Linked DNA regions of Homo sapiens: region 1 is linked to region 2. Evidence: read pairs that join two places in POLR2A ChIA-PET (ENCODE). Cell type or tissue: GM12878. All regions are shown on one strand. Each heading gives the region's core, and the rest is flanking DNA. Links, peaks and the distances in the headings are about the cores only.

Region 1 (9,946 bases), core at 2,147-7,146, 110 kb after region 2:
AGACGCGGAGCCGTTCCAATAAAGCAGAGTGGCAGAGCCCCAGTCTGTGTGTGGTAGCTGGCGTCGTGGTTAGGGGATAAGTGGGATGATTTTAAGGGAACTAATCTGAGGGCTCAGGAATTTCTAGAAGGAGCTCTCAGAATCCTTGCATCACCTTCCAGGGACTTGACTGACTGGCTCTTGCCAGAACCCCCATCTCCCCCTTTCCCAGATCTCAGTGGGTAAGTGGGGATCAGAATGCTGATGCTTCGGCCCAACCTGCTCCTGGACCCCATCCCTGGATCCTTCCAGCCCCAAAGCACACAGTACACAACTTGCCAAAATGGATTCTAACACTTTATTAAGAGGTCACAAGCCACAGGACTTTAAAGTGCATGAAATTTATTGGCAATGAAGCCGCATGTATACCAGGCTCCCCTAGTCCCCACCACCTTGCCCCATCCATCATGACGTGGTGGGGAGGGGTTGAGACCCATCTTTAAAAGTGGGGGACAGCAGGGACAAAGGATGGGAAACTGGAGGAACAGGAGTATTCATGAACTGAAGCTGGGACAGGAGACTGACCACAGTGATTCTGCTCACTGAAGGAAGGGTGGGGTCAGTCTAGTCTCTCAAAGGCTGGTGAAAAGTTTTTTTTCACCTATTCCTCACAGCGAGCCCCTGGCATTTCAAATAGACCTAACTCCTCCTCTTCATCTTTCTCTGGTTTTCTCCTCTATGAGTAATTTGGAACCCACAGTCCAGCTTGAGGGTATCCCTGATATGCACAATGAATACAAACCACGGCGGATGCAGATTTCAGGATCATGCTGGGGCCTGGCCCATTTGGGTGGGAGGAGCTTTCTGTCAGGAGTTGCTGGGTGCGGGGTACGTGTGTGCCCTCCAGTGTGGTGAGTGAGAGCATGTGAGTGTGTGTGCATGTCCCATACCAAACCGTAAGAGGCAGCTGGGTCAGGAGGAACCCCACTTCTTCCTTCATGGGACAACAAGTGGAGTGGGAAGAAGCGGGGCTCTGAGTCCCAGAAAGAAGGGAGAAGCCTGCTCCCTACTGTAACACTCCCAGGCCAATCTATACCCGCCCACACCCTTTCTACTCAACATACTGCTCCTTGTTCCCAGCCAGCCCGGCACACCCACCATGGACACAGGGCAGCTCTTGCTGGCCCCATTCACATGAAATTCTTCTGTGTGAAACTCACTCGTCTGCCTCTCCCAGGAGATGAGACAGGACTGGAGGAGAATCTCCCACCCTCTCTTCTTCCCCCTCCCTCAGGAGTGGGATTTAGGCAGGGACCCTAGAGACCTTAGGCCAAACTCTACCCCAATCTATAGACCTTTTAAAAGAAATGGTTAAAGTGCTTTGCTCTGCATGAATGCCAGAGAGGGTGGCACCACAGCCTGGGACAGGTGGTCTACCTGCTTCTTCTCCCACTTCAGATACCCTCTGCCAGTGTGCCCTGCACACGGGGTGCCAGCCTAAACGCGTGCAATTTAGCCCCTCACCAACCTTGGAACATATTCTAACTCACCCTTTCCAAACAGCAGGCACTACAGACAGGAAAGCAGATTACACCAATCTTTCTCCTCTCTAGTCCAAGCCTGTGCCCACCTACCCTGAAGCGATAAGCAACACTGGCCATTGGGCCTTGCCTCTATGGGGAATGGAAGGCCTGAAAACACCCACAAATCCAGCGAGCCAGGATGCTCACACCTGCCAGGCATACCCCTAATGCTTCTTCAATAGCAGCATAATGCTTGCCTGCAGCTGCTAAGCCAGAACTTTGGAGGAGCTGGAGCACTGGTGTCTGTTCCCAGGAATCTGAAAACACTTCTCCATCTATCTCCAGAGTACACAGAGAAGGCTTTCTCAAAGCCTCCTGGGCCCAAGCTTAGCAGTTTAACTACTATCATCTGGCTGGTTCTCCCTCTCTGGCTAAGGAAGGATGGCGTAGCTTTCCTTCCCCCAGCCTTGAATGCCTGTACTTAGAACCCACACTCTTTCAGTTTGAGCCCTGCCACGAGGGAGGAGGTAGTAAGGTGACCTGTCTACCTCTGAGTTCAGTCTGTGCTGCCTGCCAGGCTCGCCTCTAACCCAGACCACTTGTAGGCTCCAGGGACCACACTTCACTTAGCCTGTCCTCTCCAGGTCTTAGGACCACAGAGGTTTGCCTGCATCCCAATAACATAAGGACTCTTGATGTGGAAAGCTACAATTACAGGCTAGCGCTTGTTGGGAACTGCCTAAGTTGATTCCTGAGGCCACAGCCTGGGGAGCCGACACGAAATCACGCATAAGTCATCCACCCCAGCCTGTGCTCGCTTCTTCTGAGGCCAGAGAAACAGTCTCCCATTTCTGTAACTCTCTGTCCTGGGAGACCAAGCCCTAGCTGCCTCTGTCTCCCCTCTCATTGAGACAGTTTTGTGCCCTCTGGACATGGCAGAGGCCTCACTACAGAGGGAGTGGGTTGGGGGGTTTCTCAGTGTGGGAGACACAGTGCAGGAGACTCGAGCAGCAGTGGTGTGAGCACGAAAGCCAAGACAGTGCCGCTACCATAAGTGCTGCCGTGGGGCCTGGGAGGGCTAAAGGACGTCGGTCTCCCTCTCGATCCCCACGTACTTGAGAGCATCAGCTTGGCTGTACCTGTCCCAGAGCAGGGAAGAGGAACCAGGTTACTCTCATGACTTTTGTGATTGAAAAGGCGGAGTCCCCTCCCGTTTCACTTCCCCTCCCACTCCTTAAGGGCTGTTTACAATGGTCCCACTTCTGAGGCAAGGCACCAGATATCAGAACAAGGGACACAGCCTTATTCACCGGGAGACTCTCTCCTCCATCTCCATTACCCTCCCTGAGCCCCCAAATCTATTCCAACAGCCACTCTTTCCAATTCCTGGGCCACATCCCAAGGACCATTACTGGCACCTCACCTGTAATCAAAGAAGAGCTCTTCGCCAGCTTGAATTGCCCTCTTGGCAAAGATCCCAATCCGATGGTCTCCATTCACCATGACCACTGCAAGCAGGATAAACCCGAGGCTAGGTTCCTACCCAACTCCAAGTCAATAACCAGTAGGCTTCTGGGTTGATTTTCTCCAAATTCCCAGTGAAAACATGAATCAAATGGAATTAGAAAGTAGTCAATATGGTAGTTGCCTCTATGCTTTTAGATCTGTTATTATGGCAGAAAAATTATCTTTATTATTATTATAAGTGGGGTTTTTTGTTTTGTTTTGTTTTGTTTTTTGAGACAGAGTCTTGCTCTGTTGCCCAGGCTGGAGTGCAGTGGCATGATCTTGGCTCATTGCAACCTCTGCCTCCAGGGTTCAAGCGATTCTTGTGCCTCAGCCACCTGAGTAGCTGGGACTACAGGTGCACACCACCACGCCCCCCAGCTGATTTTTGTATTTTTAGTAGAGATGGGGTTTCACCATGTTTGCTAGGCTGGTCTTGAACTCCTGGCCTCAAGTGATCCACCTGCCTCAGCCTCCCAAAGTGCTGGGATTACAGGCGTAAGCCACCACACCCAGCCTATTATTATTTTGTGAGATGGGTCTCACTATGTTGCTCAGGCTGGTTAAATCATGTTTGTGGGAAAGTGTTTATAATGTATTCGCTGAAAAAAGCAGATTAGAAAACTAAGATTGAGAGGGGCCTAAAATGATACCAGATATTAATCATGATTATCTTTGGACAAAAAATAGCTCAGCTAAGGAAAATGTTCAACAACGAATGGAAATCACAGTAAAGAGGCATCCATCCCCCACCCCACCTCCCAGGTTACTGGGACTCACCTTTGGCATAACAGTTGGGATTCACTGAATGATTTGCAAATCGAATTTTGTTTCCTTTCCGAGTAGCATCCACTACAAAATCTGTATAAAGTAAATCAAGGAAAACCATAAGCACAGCAGGCAATTCCACAGCTTCTCAGCTTGAATTTAAAATCAGTTAAATGGTAACAGAAACACTTTAGTCTGATGGGAATGTTGAAGCCCAGTGTGCTAACAGGAGCAGAGGAAAGCATGCAGCCTCAGAATTCAGCCTTGTGTGGGAGCACTCCCTTTGGGTCCCTCTTTGAATTATGGATCTTCTCATCTACTGGGCAGGGAGATTTCTCAGGTAAAGACGCTCAGCACTCCTATTACAAACAGAACCCAGAAATGGAGGTTCTTCCAAAGCAAGGGCACTGTGGCCTGTGGGATCCCCAAGTGTGATCCTGCCCCCTTGCTCTATGCATCTGCTGGAAGATTCGGAGCTGATCTAAACTTGGACTACAGCAAGGGCAATCTGGTAGAAAGATCACCTTGGGGCCAAGTGCGGTGGCTTACTCCTGTAATCCTAGCACTTTGGGAGGCCGAGGCGGGTGGATCACTTGAGGCCAGGAGTTCGATACCAGCCTGGCCAACATGGTGAAACCCAGTCTCTACTAAAAATACAAAAATATTAGCCGGGCATGGTGGCAGGTGCTTGTAGTCCCAGCTACTCGGGAGGCTGAGGCAGGAGAATCACTTGAACCCGGGAGGCAGAGGGTAGAGGCTACAGTGAGCCAAGATCGCACCATTGCACCCTAGCCTGGGCAACAGAGCAAGACTCCGTCTCAAAAAAAGAAAAAAAAAAAAGACCACCTTGGGATGAGACAAAGTGACTTCATACCATTATTGAGGTTGAAGAGGAAGCTGGACATGTATTTGTCATAGACCTTTCCGCGTCGATCAGCCTCATCCTGAGAGATGAGCTAGAGAGATAGACAAATAACAAATAGGAGTATCAGGCTGCCTGCTCAGGGCATGGTACCCTGCCCCCAGAAAGGGCTGGGTGGTATCTCACATGGGTGCTTACTGAGCATCATGATGAGAATCACAAGAGAGCAAGTTCAAGTTATGCTGTTCCAATTCCCACCCAGGCCAACCAGTTTTAAGGCTGAAAAGAGCCCCCCTCATCTCTTGTGTCTGGAGTTGCCAAAGAGTTGAACAGTGGTTTCAGTACTGCAAACGGTTCTGTGGGATCTCCCCAAGAGGCCACGTGAGAACACAGCTGAGTTATTTAGAGATTAATTCAAAGAAGCCTGGCCCACAGAAAATCAGAGTTTCTCATCAGTCTCCCCCGAGTAAGAATGTGGGCCAAAACTATAGCACTCACCTCACCACAGTATTCAGAAATGAATTCGTTCTTCTGCACAGACTCCTTTATGAAGGTGCCCCATCCGGCCACATCAGAGGGGGCCAGCAGCAGGTGCTGGGGAAGAGGGGGCCAAGTCTCAGACTACAGGGTGTGCATGAGTAGGGGGTGTGTGCTGGATGTGCACATGTGTGGTGGGGGTGGGGTGGAAAGAACCAGCAACTGTTAAGAGGATCTGAAAGCAGAAAAAGGTCTAACCCATTCTTTTCTGCTTGGGAGAGAAAAGAAAATGGGAGGTGGTGACGAACGGAAATAGGATATCTCTTCCTTTATCCATGGAGCCCTCCTGGGCCTTAGTCTATAGGAATTCACTGCAATGTGTGAGGTAAACATAGACATCACCAAAGGTGCATACACCTCGCAGCTCCTTTTTGTCTGGCCAGTTCAAGGAACCACTTTTCTTTCTCTTTTTGGAGATGGAATCTCACTCTGTCCCAGGCTGGAGTGCAGTGGTGCGATCTCGGCTTGCTGCAACCTCCACCTCCCAGGTTCAAGCGATTCTCCTACCTCAGCCTTCTGAGTAGCTGGGATTACAGGCATGCACCACCATGCCTGGCTAATTTTTATATTTTTAGTAGAGACAGGGTTTCACCATGTTGCCCAGGCTGGTCTCGAACTCTTGACCTCATGATCCGCTGGCCTCGGCCTCCCAAACTGCTGGGATTACAGGCATGAGCCACCACACCTGGCCAGGAACCATTTTTCTAAGCCCTACTGGGACTGAAGCCTTTATTAATTCAGTAAATATGTGTCTTTTAGGATTTATCAAGCACTTTCACATATAAAGCCTCAAAAGAACCAGTGGAAAGAGAATGCTTGGGACCGTTCCTTCCTTCCCCCTCCATTTTATGTGGTGTGGGGTCCTGAGGAAAGGCCTCACCTTCTTAAGTCCACGCTGGATGCTGCAGTTTTTACAGGAAACCACCTTGCAGTCCCAGTGCTCTGAGGCCCCACAGGTGAGACACAGGTCAGGGTCACATTCTCGCACTGCCAGATAGCAAGGACATTGCTTGGTATTGCACTGGGTCTTACAGCGACAGCCAGGGAAACGATTCTGACCTGGGAAGGGAAGACAGGTAAGTCTTAGAAGGGAAATAAGCTAATACTGGGGCTTGTGGTTGACTCAAGGGACAGCAAAGAAGTAAATTTTTTGTGTTCAAGGATGTTTGGCAAAATAAGAGGAAGCTCCCTTCCCAATAATCAAATACACAAGTTTTGTCCATAGAAAACTGAGTGCTTCCCAACATTCATGCCTTCGAGTCAAAAAAGCAGGTGTGGTCAAGCATGGTGGCTCATGCCTGTAATCCTAGCACTTTGGGAGGCCAAGGCAGGAGAATCACCTGAGCCCAGGAGTTCAAAACCAGGCTGGGCAACATAGGGAGATCCTGTCTCCACAAAAAAATTAAAAAAAAAAATAGCCATGTGTGGTGACACCTGCCTGTAGTCCCAGGCTTGATGGATGTAGGGGGATGAATGGCTTGAGCCAGGGAGGTTGAGGCTGCAGTGAGCCATAATTGTGCCACTTCTCTCCAGCCTGAGCAACAGAGCTGAGATCCTGTCTCAAAAAAATTTAAAAAATGAAAAAAAAAGCAGGTATACTAATAAGAAGTGTCCCCTAGAGATTCCCCAACAATCCTCTCCCTCCCACTGAGGTGGAGAGTACCCCAGAGAATATGAAATCAGTGTGTTTCACTGGTAAATTGTCACCATCAAAACAAGTATCATTTTGAGAACAGAATGCATCCGTTCTATGCCATCCTTCTCCACCCACTGCCCAACCCAGCGCAACCACTTCTCTGCTGCGGCTAAGATCACTATCTGCTATGGGTTAGGAGGTATTTCCTCCAGCAAAACCGCCTGGGCACCAAGTTCTGCAAGCTGTGGGGACTGCCATCAAACTGCTCAGCTTTGAGTTGGGAAGGGCATGGTGGGATAAGAAGTAAAAGATAAGTACCCGGATGTCTCTGCTGACATCCAGGCCCCTGTCTTCTACCTGATATTAAAACTCCAGCTATGAAATGAAAATAGACATACACAGAATCACAAACAAAAAATATCTGAATAAAAAATTTTTTAAAACAGTATTCAGAAAAGGGAAACTGGGGCTGTAACTTAAAAAAAAAAAAAAGAGTCCCACATTTCTTTTCTTTTTGAGACAGAGTCTTGCTCTGTTGCCCAGGCTGGAGTGCAGTGGCACAATCTTGGCTCACTGGCAGCCTCTGCCCTCTGGGTTCAAGCAGTTCTTGTGCCTCAGCCTCCCAAGTAGCTGGGACTACAAGCATGTACCACCATGTCTGGCTAATTTTTGTATTCTTAGTAGAGACGGGGTTCACCATGTTGGCCAGGCTGGTCTTGAGTCCTGACCTTAAGTGATCTGCCCGACTTGGCCTTCCAAGTGCTGGGATTATAGGCGTGAGCCACCACACCTGGCCTAATTTTTTTATTTTTAGTAGAGATGAGGTTTCGCCAAGTTGGCCACGCTGGTCTTGAACTCCTGACCTCAAGTGATCCGCCTACCCAAAGTGCTGGGATTACAGGCGTGAGTGACTGCGCCTGCTGCCCCCCACATTTCTTAATTCTCCCCTAGAAGACAAAGTTGGGAAAGTATCTGATTTCTGTGTAATTGCTGCTTTTAGAATCATGAACCTAAACGTTTTCCAGAAACGACTCTCCCAGATCTCATGCACTTATTTCATTTGTAGAATCCCTAAAACACAGCAAAGGGGATATCAGAAGGCCATAAGCAGTAAAGGGCACAGGAATGGGGCAAGCCTAGGGCACACTGGAGCCAACTGTTTTGGTAGACTATACAGAAAACGTAGCACACTTACAGTCTGGGTTGCACTGGCAGAACTTCTCACAGAAATTCTGAGTCATGATGCAGGGGCAGGTGCTGTCACAGGGGCGGTCTGGGTGGTCGCAGGGTTGGTAGTTGTACACTTGTGTGGAAGAGTTATCTAGGAAAGAAAACAGAGGAGGATGCTGCTGTGACCATACTCTCCAGCTGTCTTCCCTCCCAAGTGTCCAGCTGCCCTGATTCAGAGGAGGCTGGTCCTAACAATCTCCTTGGACACACATTTAGCACCTGAAGTGAGAAGACAGGGATGACCGTTGTTCATAAGCTGCAGTGGGGTGATCTGCTTTGTGGGGAGGGTGTGGAGATGGTCTGGGACAACAGGGAAGCTATTCTAAACATTAAATGAGGTCTGGAACCTAGCAAATGGCACACTAGAAAAGTCACATACTGGCCAGGCACAGTGGCTCACGCCTGTAATCCCAGCACTTTGCGAGGCCGAGGCAGGTGGATCATTTGAGGTCAGGAGTTCGAGACCAGCCTGGCCAACATGGTGAAACCCCGTCTCTACTAAAAATACAAAAATTAGCCAGGCATGGTGGTACATGCCTGTAATCCCAGCTACTTGGGAAGCTGAGGCAGGAGAATTGCTTGAACCCGGGAGGCGGAGGTTGCAGTGAGCCAAGATTGTGCCACTGCACTCCAGCCTGGGTGACAGAGCGAGGCTCCATCTCAAAAAAAAGAAAAATCACAGACCACAAGGCCCTTAATGTTACCTCCTAAGAGGTCTTCTCAGTTGCAGTGAGAGGCTCAGCTGTTCTCAGTTGCTGCAGAGAATTCTGCAATCTGCGGAAGTGGCACAGGGTCAACAAGTGCAGCTGGAGGTGGGGTAGGGTGATGACCACAGAGTGAGGCCTCCAGCTGAACTGCTGAAGAATGCCCTGGTAGAACTTACCTTTCTTCAGCTGAATCTTCCTGCAGTGTGCAGCCCACAATCTGAAAAAGACAGGAAGGACAGGTCTCAGTCACGGCCCTAGGGAGCTCTGCAAATGCAGGTAAATGACAACGTGACTTGCTCTGAGGGACTGTGTTTGATGACTGGGGAGTATCTTCCCAAACCCCTCAACAGGACGACTTTGGTACACAGAAGCTAGAGTCCATCCTAAATCCAGCTGGCCTGTGCTACAAGAGTTAAACTTAAACACAACCCCTCCCAAACAAGCAAATAACATAAAAGAACACAACACAGAAATAAAAGAAAGCCCAAGCCTATTGGTCTATTATAAAGCTATTGTTTCTCTCCAAATCTCTCCCTTTGTCTTTGTGGAGGTGGAGATATGGGGGAGTTTCAAGATGGGGAGGTGGGAAGGCCTTTCAGGAATCTTCTCTGAAAGAACTGAAAGGGAGGAGCCACAGGGATTTCCTTCTGTATCTAGAAGTGGTGTCAGCTCCTTCCTCTGATAGGTGATAGTCACTAGGGAACAGGGCCAGGGTGCAGAATTTTTTTAAAAACTTCCAACCTAAGTAAAGGCTATCATGTAACTCAGAAAAACAACACAAACCAAACAAATAAATAAACTCTGATCAGAGTTGAGAAATGGGTAAGGTGGTAACAAAACCAACAAGGAGAAATGGCTTCAGGGTGGAGCCATGAGGCCAGCTCATGTCCTATTGGCCAGAAGCTTAAATAGAAAAACAGACAGTTATGGTCCACAGCACTGGGGGACAAGAAGAGGGCTGATCTAAGGCACAGACCCTCAGGGAGCACTCAGGAGGCTGGCTCTCAGTCATGTGATGCCAAGCTGATGGGCTCACACAGCCTGTGCGGTTGCTAAAGAGGGAGGCAGATGGGAACTCCAAGGGGAGGTCAGAGCACAGGGAACAGCCTGGCTGTAAAACAAAACACTTTGTCCAACCCTTCTTGCCTGTGCTTTCTTTTCTTCTTCTGTGAGGGGTTCATGAGCTCATCTGTTGGCA
Region 2 (8,500 bases), core at 71-5,070:
GGGTCAACTCTAGTTCTTTGAGGTGATCTGTCTATTAAGTTTTGCTGTTTGGAAGAATTTTTTTTTTTTTTTTGAGATAAGAGTCTGGCTTTGTCACCCAGGCTGAAGTGCAATGGCGCCATCTTGGCTCACTGCAACCTCTGCCTCCTGGGTTCAAGCAATTCTCCTGTCCTAGTCTCCCAAGTAACTGAGATTACAGGTGCCCTCACCATGCCCAGCTAATTTTTAAATTTTTTAAATAGAGACAAGGTTTCACCATGTTGGCTAGGCTGGTCTCAAACTCCTGATCTCAAGTGATCCGCCCGCTTCGACCTCCCAAAGTACTGGGATTAGAGGCATGAGCCGCTGTACCTGGCCAGAAGAATCTATTTTTTCTTTTTTTTTTTTTTTGAGACGGAGTCTTAGCTCTGTCGCCAGGCTAGAGTGCAGTGGCGTGATCTTGGCTCACTGCAACCTCTGCCTCCCAGGTTCAAGCAATTCTCCTGCCTCAGCCTCCTGAGTAGCTGGGATTACAGGCATGCACCGCTACGCCCAGCTAATTTTTGTATTTTTAGTAGAGACGGGGTTGCACCATGTTAGCCAGGATGATCTCGATCTCCTGACCTTGTGATCCACCCACCTCGGCATCCCAAAGTGCTGGGATTACAGGAATGAGCCACCGCGCCCAGCCAGAATCTATTTTGTGTGTGTGTGTGTGTGTGTGTGTGTATATATATATATATATATTTCGTATATATATTTTTGTGTATATATATATTTTGTGTGTATATATATATATATATATATATATATATATATATATATTTTTTTTTTTTTTTTTTTTTTTTTTTTGAGACAGAGTCTCACTCTGTCACCCAGGCTAGAGTGCAGTGGCACAGATCTCCACTCACTTCAACCTCCGCCTCCAGGGTTCAAGTAATACTCCTGCCTCAGCCTCCTGAGTAGCTGGGGTTAAGGTGTGCGCCACTGCGCCCAGCTAATTTTTGTATTTTTAGTAGAGACGGAGTTTCGTCTTGTTGGCCAGGCTGGTCTCGAATCCCTGATCTCAAGTGATCAGCTCGCCTCAGCCTCCCAAAATGTTGGGATTACAGGCATAAGCCACCGCGCCTGGCCAAGAAACGTTATTTTATACCACAAAGAAAACTCTTCTTCCTCTGAAGTTTTTTTTTTTTTTTTTTTTTTTGAGACGGAGTCTCGCTCTGTTGCCCAGGCTGGAGTACAGTGGTGCGATCTCGGCTCACTGCAAGCTCCATCTCTCGGGTTCATGCCATTCTCCTGCCTCAGCCTCCCGAGTAGCTGGGACTACAGGCGCCCGCCACCACGCCCGGCTAATTTTTTGTATTTTTAGTAGAGACGGGGTTTTACCATGTTAGCTAGGATTGTCTCGATCTCCTGACCTCATGATCCACCCGCCTCAGCCTCCCAAAGTGCTGGGATTACAGACGTGAGCCACCGCACCCGGCCTCTTCCTCTGAAGTTATTATTGTGGCTTGTTCCAAAAAAAGATAAATCTGGGACTAAAATTGATTTATGGACAAGGATTAATCTTGTTATGGAAGATGCTCACAATTTTAGCCTTCAAGACCCAGAAAATATACCCTTTATGAAACTATTGGCTTATCTTCATCTGCAGGATGAAATCCCATTACCCCGTCATAAAAGGGCCTTCATGATCTGGATCCTGCCTCTCTCCCCACACTGATTCCCTCCCTTTGTTTTTTATATTTCAGTTTTATCAAACTACTTGCAATTCCTTAAGTATCTTACTAGATTGGTGTTTTCCCTATCTGAATGTCTTCTCTCTCTTACCACACCTTTCGGCCCCATTTCCTTAACATTTATCTTGCAAATCACAGCTTAGATATCTTCCTGTTTGTTATTATTACCTGTCACGTTATATCGTGAACACAAACACACATGAATTTACTTGAGAGTAAAGTTTGTGTCTTATTTTTTTCTGTAACTGGGCTTCTTACCACAAGGCCTTGGCATGTAACAGGTACTCAAAGGTATGTTGAATTGAATTGAAGCATAGCTTATAAGAATGGAAGGTAAGGGCTGTAACAAGCAATTTAAATAGTCCAGGTCTTAGAAAACAGTCTTTTTTTTTTAATGTTTACCAGTTTATTATAAGGGATATGTTTTTATTGCCATCATCTCTGGAAAACCAACCTTCTTAGGAGAGCTTAATATCCTTTCCCTACCCTAGTTTCTATTTGTGTTAGTAATCGTGCTCTGGGAAGGGGAAATTGCCAACAGTCTGGCAAGCCTCCCTAGAGAGCCCTTTCAAGTACTCTGGAGAAAACAGCGATGCCATGTGCTGCTGCTGGGGAAGGGAAGCAGCAGCACTGGGGAGCAAGAAACCCTAGAGCTCTTCTCCTTGGCCTTGTTAAATGTGCTTGTTTGTTGGGATGATGCACTGGCTTTAGAGAGAAGATCAATGGCCTGAGGCAGCTCTAGAGGCTTATTTCTGTTAAACTGCTTTTATTCTTTAATCTTACATATAGTCACAGTATCCTTTAGGTGGTAGGCTGGAAAAATTGAAATAGGGTTGTTGGCTGGGCACAGTGGCTCATGCCTATAATCCCAGCACTTTGGGAGCCTTAGGTGGGTGGATAACCTGAGATCGGGAGTTTGAGACCAGCCTAGCTAACATGGAGAAACTCCATGTCTATTAAAAATACAAAATTAGCCGGGCGTGGTGGTGTATGCCTGTAATCTCAGCTACTCAGGAGGCTGAGGCAGGACAATCGCTTGAACCCAGGAGGCAGAGGTTGCAGTGAGCTGAGATTGTGCCATTGCATTCCAGCCTGGGTGACAGAGTAAGGCTCCGTCTCAAAAAAAAAAAAAAAAAATTATACAACTAACATGAATTCATGTTTATCGAAAAAAAAGTACAGGCATGGTGGCTCACGTCTGTAATCCCAGCACTTTGGGAAGCCAAGGCAGGTGGATCACCTGAGGTCAGGAGTTCGAGACAAGCCTGGCCAACATGGCGAAACCCCGTCTCTACTAAAAATACAAAAAATTAGCTGGGCATAGTGGCGGGCACCTGTAATCCCAGCTACTCAACAGGCTGAGGTGGGATGACAGCTTGAGTCCGGGAAACTGAGGTTGCAGCGAGCCGTTATCGTGCCACTGTACCCCAGCCTGGGTGACAGAGCGAGACCCTATCTCAAAAAACAAAAAAGCAAAACAGAAAAAACCACCTAAACACTAACAAATTGGTTTGTGGGGAAAAAAAGAGTTTAAAAAAAAAACAACAAATAAAACCACACACAACAGGCCACATGTGGTACCTAAAGCCTGTAATCCCAATACTTTGGGAGGCCGAGGCAGGAGGATCACTTGAGTCAAAGAGTTTGAGACCAGCTTAGGCAACACAGCAAGACCTCATCTCTACTGAAAAGAAAAACATTAGCTAGGTGTGGTGGTGCACGCTTGTACTCCCATTTACTTGGGAAGCTGAGGTGGGAGGATTGCTAGAGCCAGAAGGTTGAGGTTGCAGTGAGCTCTGATTGTGCCACTGCACTCCAGCTTGGGAGACAGAGCAAGACCCTGTCTCGAAAAGAAAAAAAAAAGTATCATTTATGACATTTATAAGAAAATTGGAAATGTGAACACTGACTAGAATCATTAATTTTTTGCATGTGATAATGATGGCAGATGTTTCTTAAAGTCTCTTTTTCAGAAAAATATACTGAAATACCTAGATTAAATGATATGACACATCAATAATTTGTGTCAAACAATAAGGAAGACGTAGAAAAGAACTGGGGTATGGAAGACACAAAATTGGCCAGGAATTGAAAAAAATAATATTATGTACATGGTGGCACACAATATTATTCTGCCTACTTACACATGTTTTAAGCTTTCCATAATAAAATATTTTTAAAATGATCCATTATCCACATATGTACTCTAAAAAGTGTGAAGACAGGCTATTCTCTTCATTAAAAAATTCACATATAAAAACACTATGGTTTTAAAACTTTTTCACATAATACATAGACAATTAGCCTGATGTGGTGATGAACTCCTGTGGTCTCATCAGCCATGAGGTGGAATGATCACTTGAGCTCAGGAGTTCCAGGGTACAGTGAGCCATGATCACACCACTGCAATCTAGCCTGGGTGACAGAGTGAAACCTTCTCTCAAAAAAAACAATGAATGGGCCAGGCGCAGTGGCTCAAACCTGTAATTCCAGCACTTTGGGAGGCTGAAGCAGGTAGATCACTTGACATCAGGAGTTCAAGACCAGCCTGGCCAACATGGTGAAACCCCATCTCTACCTAAAAATACAAAAATTAGCTAGGCATGGTGGCGGGTGCCCGTAATCCCAGCTACTCAGGAGGCTGAGGCAGGAGAACTGCTTGAATCCGGGAGGCGGAGGTTGCAGTGAGCTGAGATTGTGCCACTGCACTCCAGCCTGGGCAACACAGGAAGACTCCATCTCAAATAAAATAAAATAAACTAAGACGGTGGCTCAAGCCTGTAATCCCAACACTTTGGGAGGCTGAGGCAGGCAGATCACGAGATCAGGAGATCGAGACCATCCTGGCTAACACGGTGAAACCCTGGCTCTACTAAAAAATACAAAAAATTAGCCGGGAGTGGTGGTGGGCGCCTGGAGTCCCAGCTACTCGGGAGGCTGAGGCAGGAGAATGGCGTGAACCTGAGAGGCGGAGCTTGCAGTGAGCCGAGATCGCGCCACTGCACTCCAGCCTGGGCAACAGACAGAGCGAGACTCTCTCAAAAAAAAAAAAGAAAAGAAAAATAAACGAAAAATAAACTAAGAAGGTTCCAACTTTTTTTTTTTTTTTTTTTTTGAGACGGAGTCTTGCTCTTGTTGCCCAGGCTGGAGTGCAGTGGCGCGATCTCGGGTCACCACAACCTCTGCCTCCCAGGTTCAACGGATTCTCCTGCCTCAGCCTCCCAAGGTAGCTGGGATTACAGGCATGCGCCACCATGCCCGGCTGATTTGGCATTTTTAGTAGAGATGGGGTTTCTCCATTGTTGGTCAGGCTGGTCTTGAATTCCCGACCTTAGGTGACCTGCCTGCCTCGGCCTCCCAAAGTGCTGAGAATTATAGGCATGAGCCACTGCGCCCAGCCAAAAGTTTCCAATTTTTTGATGTAATAAAAGCTGAACTATACATCACTGAGCATGTTACTGGGTCAAAGGCATTAACTATTTTAAACAAATAGCTTTATTGGTCGGGCACCGTAGCTCACACCTGTAATCCCAGCCTTTGGGAGGCCGAGGCAGGTGGGTCACTTGAGGTCAAGAGTTCAAGACCACTTTGGCCAACATGGTGAAACTCCATCTCTACTAAAAATACAAAAATCAGCCAAGACATGGTGGTGCACGCCGGTAGTCCCAGCTACTTGGGAGGCTGAGGCAGGAGAACTGCTTGAATCTGGGAGGCAGAGGTTGCAGTGAGCTGAGATCATGCCACTGCACTCCAGTCTGGGCCACAGAGTAAGACTCCGTTTCAAAAAAAAAAAAGTAAGAAAATAGCTTTATTGAGATAATGGTTTGTATACGATAAAATTCTCTTTCAATTCATCTGCCAGCAGCAGAGATGAAAAAAAAATCACAATGCTGTACGACTAATAGCCTTATGTAATTTCAGAACATTTTCATCACTCCAAAAGAAACCCATACCCATTAGTATTCTTTCTCCATTTCCCCCAGCCCTGGAAAAGCTTCTTAAGTGGCTTAAAATATGTTACCAAACTACTTGCTAGAAAGGCTGTCCAATTTATGTTCCTATCAGCCATATGCCCATTTTTCCATATTTTCCCCAGAATTAATTATGATCATTAAAAATACTTAAGGCCAGGTGTGGAGGCTCACACCTGTAATCCCAGCACTTTGGGAGGCCAAGGTGGGTGGACTGCTGGAGCCCAGGAGTTCAAGACCAGCCTGGGCAACATGGTGAAACCTTGTTTCTACGAAAAATACAAAACAATTAACCAGGTGTGGTGACACACACCTGTAGTCCCCACTACCTGAGAGGCTGAGGTGGGAGGATGGCTTGAGCCCAGAGGTTGAGGTTGCAATAAGCCATGATCACACCACTGCTCTCGAGCCTGGGCGACAGTGAGATCCTGTCCCCCGCCAAAAAAAAAACTTAAGATAGAAATTAGTAAATAATTTCCATTTACATATATTTGAATTCTTTTCTTATTTGTGAGAGTGAAATTTTATATATCCATTGATTTTTTTTTCCCCTTTTGTGAACTGTCCCTCCACTCTGTCAGGGACTAAAATCCAATTAAATGATCAGTCTAAATAAAATATCCCTGGAATAGCAATTGGTGTCCAGAAACATCGTGAGAAATTCCAGAACCAAACATAAACTTTTGTGATTAACTATACCATGGAGCCTCACTATTAGTACCAGTAAATTAAAGTTTGCTATAATCATAAATAATGACCACATGTCTATTTTCAAAGACATGATTTCTAGGTTCCTTTGTTATTACAGATTAAGATTGTCTCAAGGGCACTTCAAAACAAAGCATCCCATTCTACAGGGACAGAAAGCCTGTTACTGTACAGCACTTGTGACCGCCTGGTTAATGAGCCCAAGTCACCGGTAAATTCAAAGGAAAAATTAACCCAACCTATATCATGCAGTGACAGTTGTTGCTTGCAAAAAAACCAGAAATGAAATCAGCTAGCTGCTAACAGTGGAGAGAAAGCACTCAACCATACAATTAGGGCAGATAAAAACTAAAGGTAAAGAGAGGGGAAGTAAATAAACCAAGGCATCCTTGGGAGTCTTCTCGGCTCACAAAGACAAGAACCCTGCAAAGACTATCATCAGGAACATTCACTCAACAGATTTCATTAGAAATCTGATGTGTAGCCGGGCGCGGTGGCTCACGCCTGTAATCCCAGCACTTTGGGAGACCGAGGCGGGCGGATCACGAGGTCAGGAGATTGAGACCATCCTGGCTAAAACGGTGAAACCCGGTCTCTACTAAAAATACAAAAAATTAGGTGGGCATGGTGGCGGGCGCCTGTAGTCCCAGCTACTCGGGAGGCTGAGGCAGGAGACTGGCGTGAACCCGGGAGGTGGAGCTTGCAGTGAGCCGAGATCGCGCCACTGTACTCCAGCCTGGGCGACAGAGCGAGACTCCGTCTCAAAAAAAAAAAAAAGAAAAGAAATCAGATGTGTAGATTTTTTTTAACAGAACAAATATCTCTACTTAAATGGGCTCCCCATCTTCCATTTCTTGTTTCTATTATTTTTTACTCAAATCCTAACCTTCTAACTCAGAATTGCTGTATATCCTTAATCACTTTTTTGGGTCATTTTTATTTATTTATTTTTTTGGGGGGGCGGACAAAAATAAAATTTTTACATTTCATTTGTGAAATAACAAATTCTATAATAACCTCCTAGAAATACAGTATGGTTCACTGAGACTAGTGACTGCAAAAAGCAGATCCCAACAGAGATCTCTACTTGGGACTCAGCTTGTGGACTGCTCCAAAACAATATTCCTAATTCATAGACTATGTAGATTCACAGATTGTTAAAAACCACAAAGCAGTCAAGGTGCAGTGGGTCATGCCTGTAATCCTAGCACTTTAGGAGACCAAGCCGGGAGGGCTGTTAGAGATGAGGAGTTTGAGACCAGCCTGGGCAACATATTGAGATTCTGTCTCTACAAAAGTTTTGCAAATAGGCTGGGCCCAGTGGCATGTGCCTCTAGTCCCAGCTACTTGGAAGACTGAGGCAAGAGGACTGCTGGAGCCCAGGAGGTAGAGGCTGCAGTGAGCTATGATTGTGCCACTGCACTCCAGCCTGGGCAACAGAGGGAGACCCTGTCCAGCCCAACAACCCCCGATTCCCCAGCAAAAAAAAAAAAAAAAAAAAAAAACTGAAAGAGCTCAGCAGTTATGTAGGCCTCCTTGAACTATCTCTTCATGTTAGGTGGGAGAGGGAGCTTGGAGTTCACACATTTCCAGTGTTCATTTACCCTCCTCTGATCTCAGAGTACAAGTCAAACCAAAAAGTTACCCAAACCTGTTCTTTTCTGATCCTGTCAGGATACATGCTTGTTGACTCTCACATTCTTCCCCCAAATCACTCATTCACAGATGAGGTTGAGACTAATGAAAACACAAGCTATTGGAAGGAACGGCCTGACATTTCTATTATTATGCTAGAGACAATAACAGATCAGTGACCAGAAGTAATCTAGGCTGGAAGACCTCTGATATGGCCACCATAAATTCTCTGGTACCTGAAAAAAAAAAAAGTATGAAAACCTTGGAATACTATGGTGACAAGGTATCTACATCTATCTCCATCTTTTTTTTTTTTTTTTAAGATGTAAGAGGGCATATTCACAGTTACGGCAAAATATGACTGAGGATACAAAACACTGAAAATTAAGAGCTACCTACCTGAATTCTGATGGGTTTTTTTTTGTACTCCTATCTCCTAATACCTCAAAATGCATAAAAATCTCAGTT

Evidence for each region. Peaks named below come from ENCODE experiments on the same cell type or tissue, not always from the same donor. Only the 100,000 strongest peaks of a DNase experiment are listed, where the experiment ranks them.
Region 1: POLR2A ChIA-PET joins it to region 2 with 12 read pairs; 10 of 35 experiments call an interaction of 5 or more read pairs at or near these places.

Annotation. Positions count from the first base shown.
Region 1 is chr17:42,699,952-42,709,897 of GRCh38, forward strand. EZH1 (enhancer of zeste 1 polycomb repressive complex 2 subunit) reads right to left here. Exons shown (of 21, transcript NM_001991.5): 13 at 9,895-9,946; 14 at 8,925-8,965; 15 at 8,007-8,132; 16 at 6,056-6,234; 17 at 5,137-5,232; 18 at 4,651-4,732; 19 at 3,789-3,869; 20 at 2,926-3,010; 21 at 324-2,641. The coding sequence ends at 2,581. CNTNAP1 (contactin associated protein 1) reads left to right here. Exons shown (of 24, transcript NM_003632.3): 24 at 1-42. MIR6780A (microRNA 6780a) reads right to left here and starts at 8,200; the gene lies at 8,133-8,200. RefSeq lists an enhancer at 4,899-5,539. In GM12878, for the core only: no CTCF peak of the experiment used is centred there; DNase peaks (open chromatin) are centred at 5,080 and 6,910; H3K4me3 peaks cover 732 bases; H3K27ac peaks cover 3,747 bases.
Region 2 is chr17:42,596,817-42,605,316 of GRCh38, forward strand. All of the region lies in intron 1 of RETREG3 (reticulophagy regulator family member 3), which reads right to left. Among named protein-coding and RNA genes, the nearest start is that of RETREG3, 8.3 kb to the right of the region's middle. In GM12878, for the core only: no CTCF peak of the experiment used is centred there; no DNase peak of the experiment used is centred there.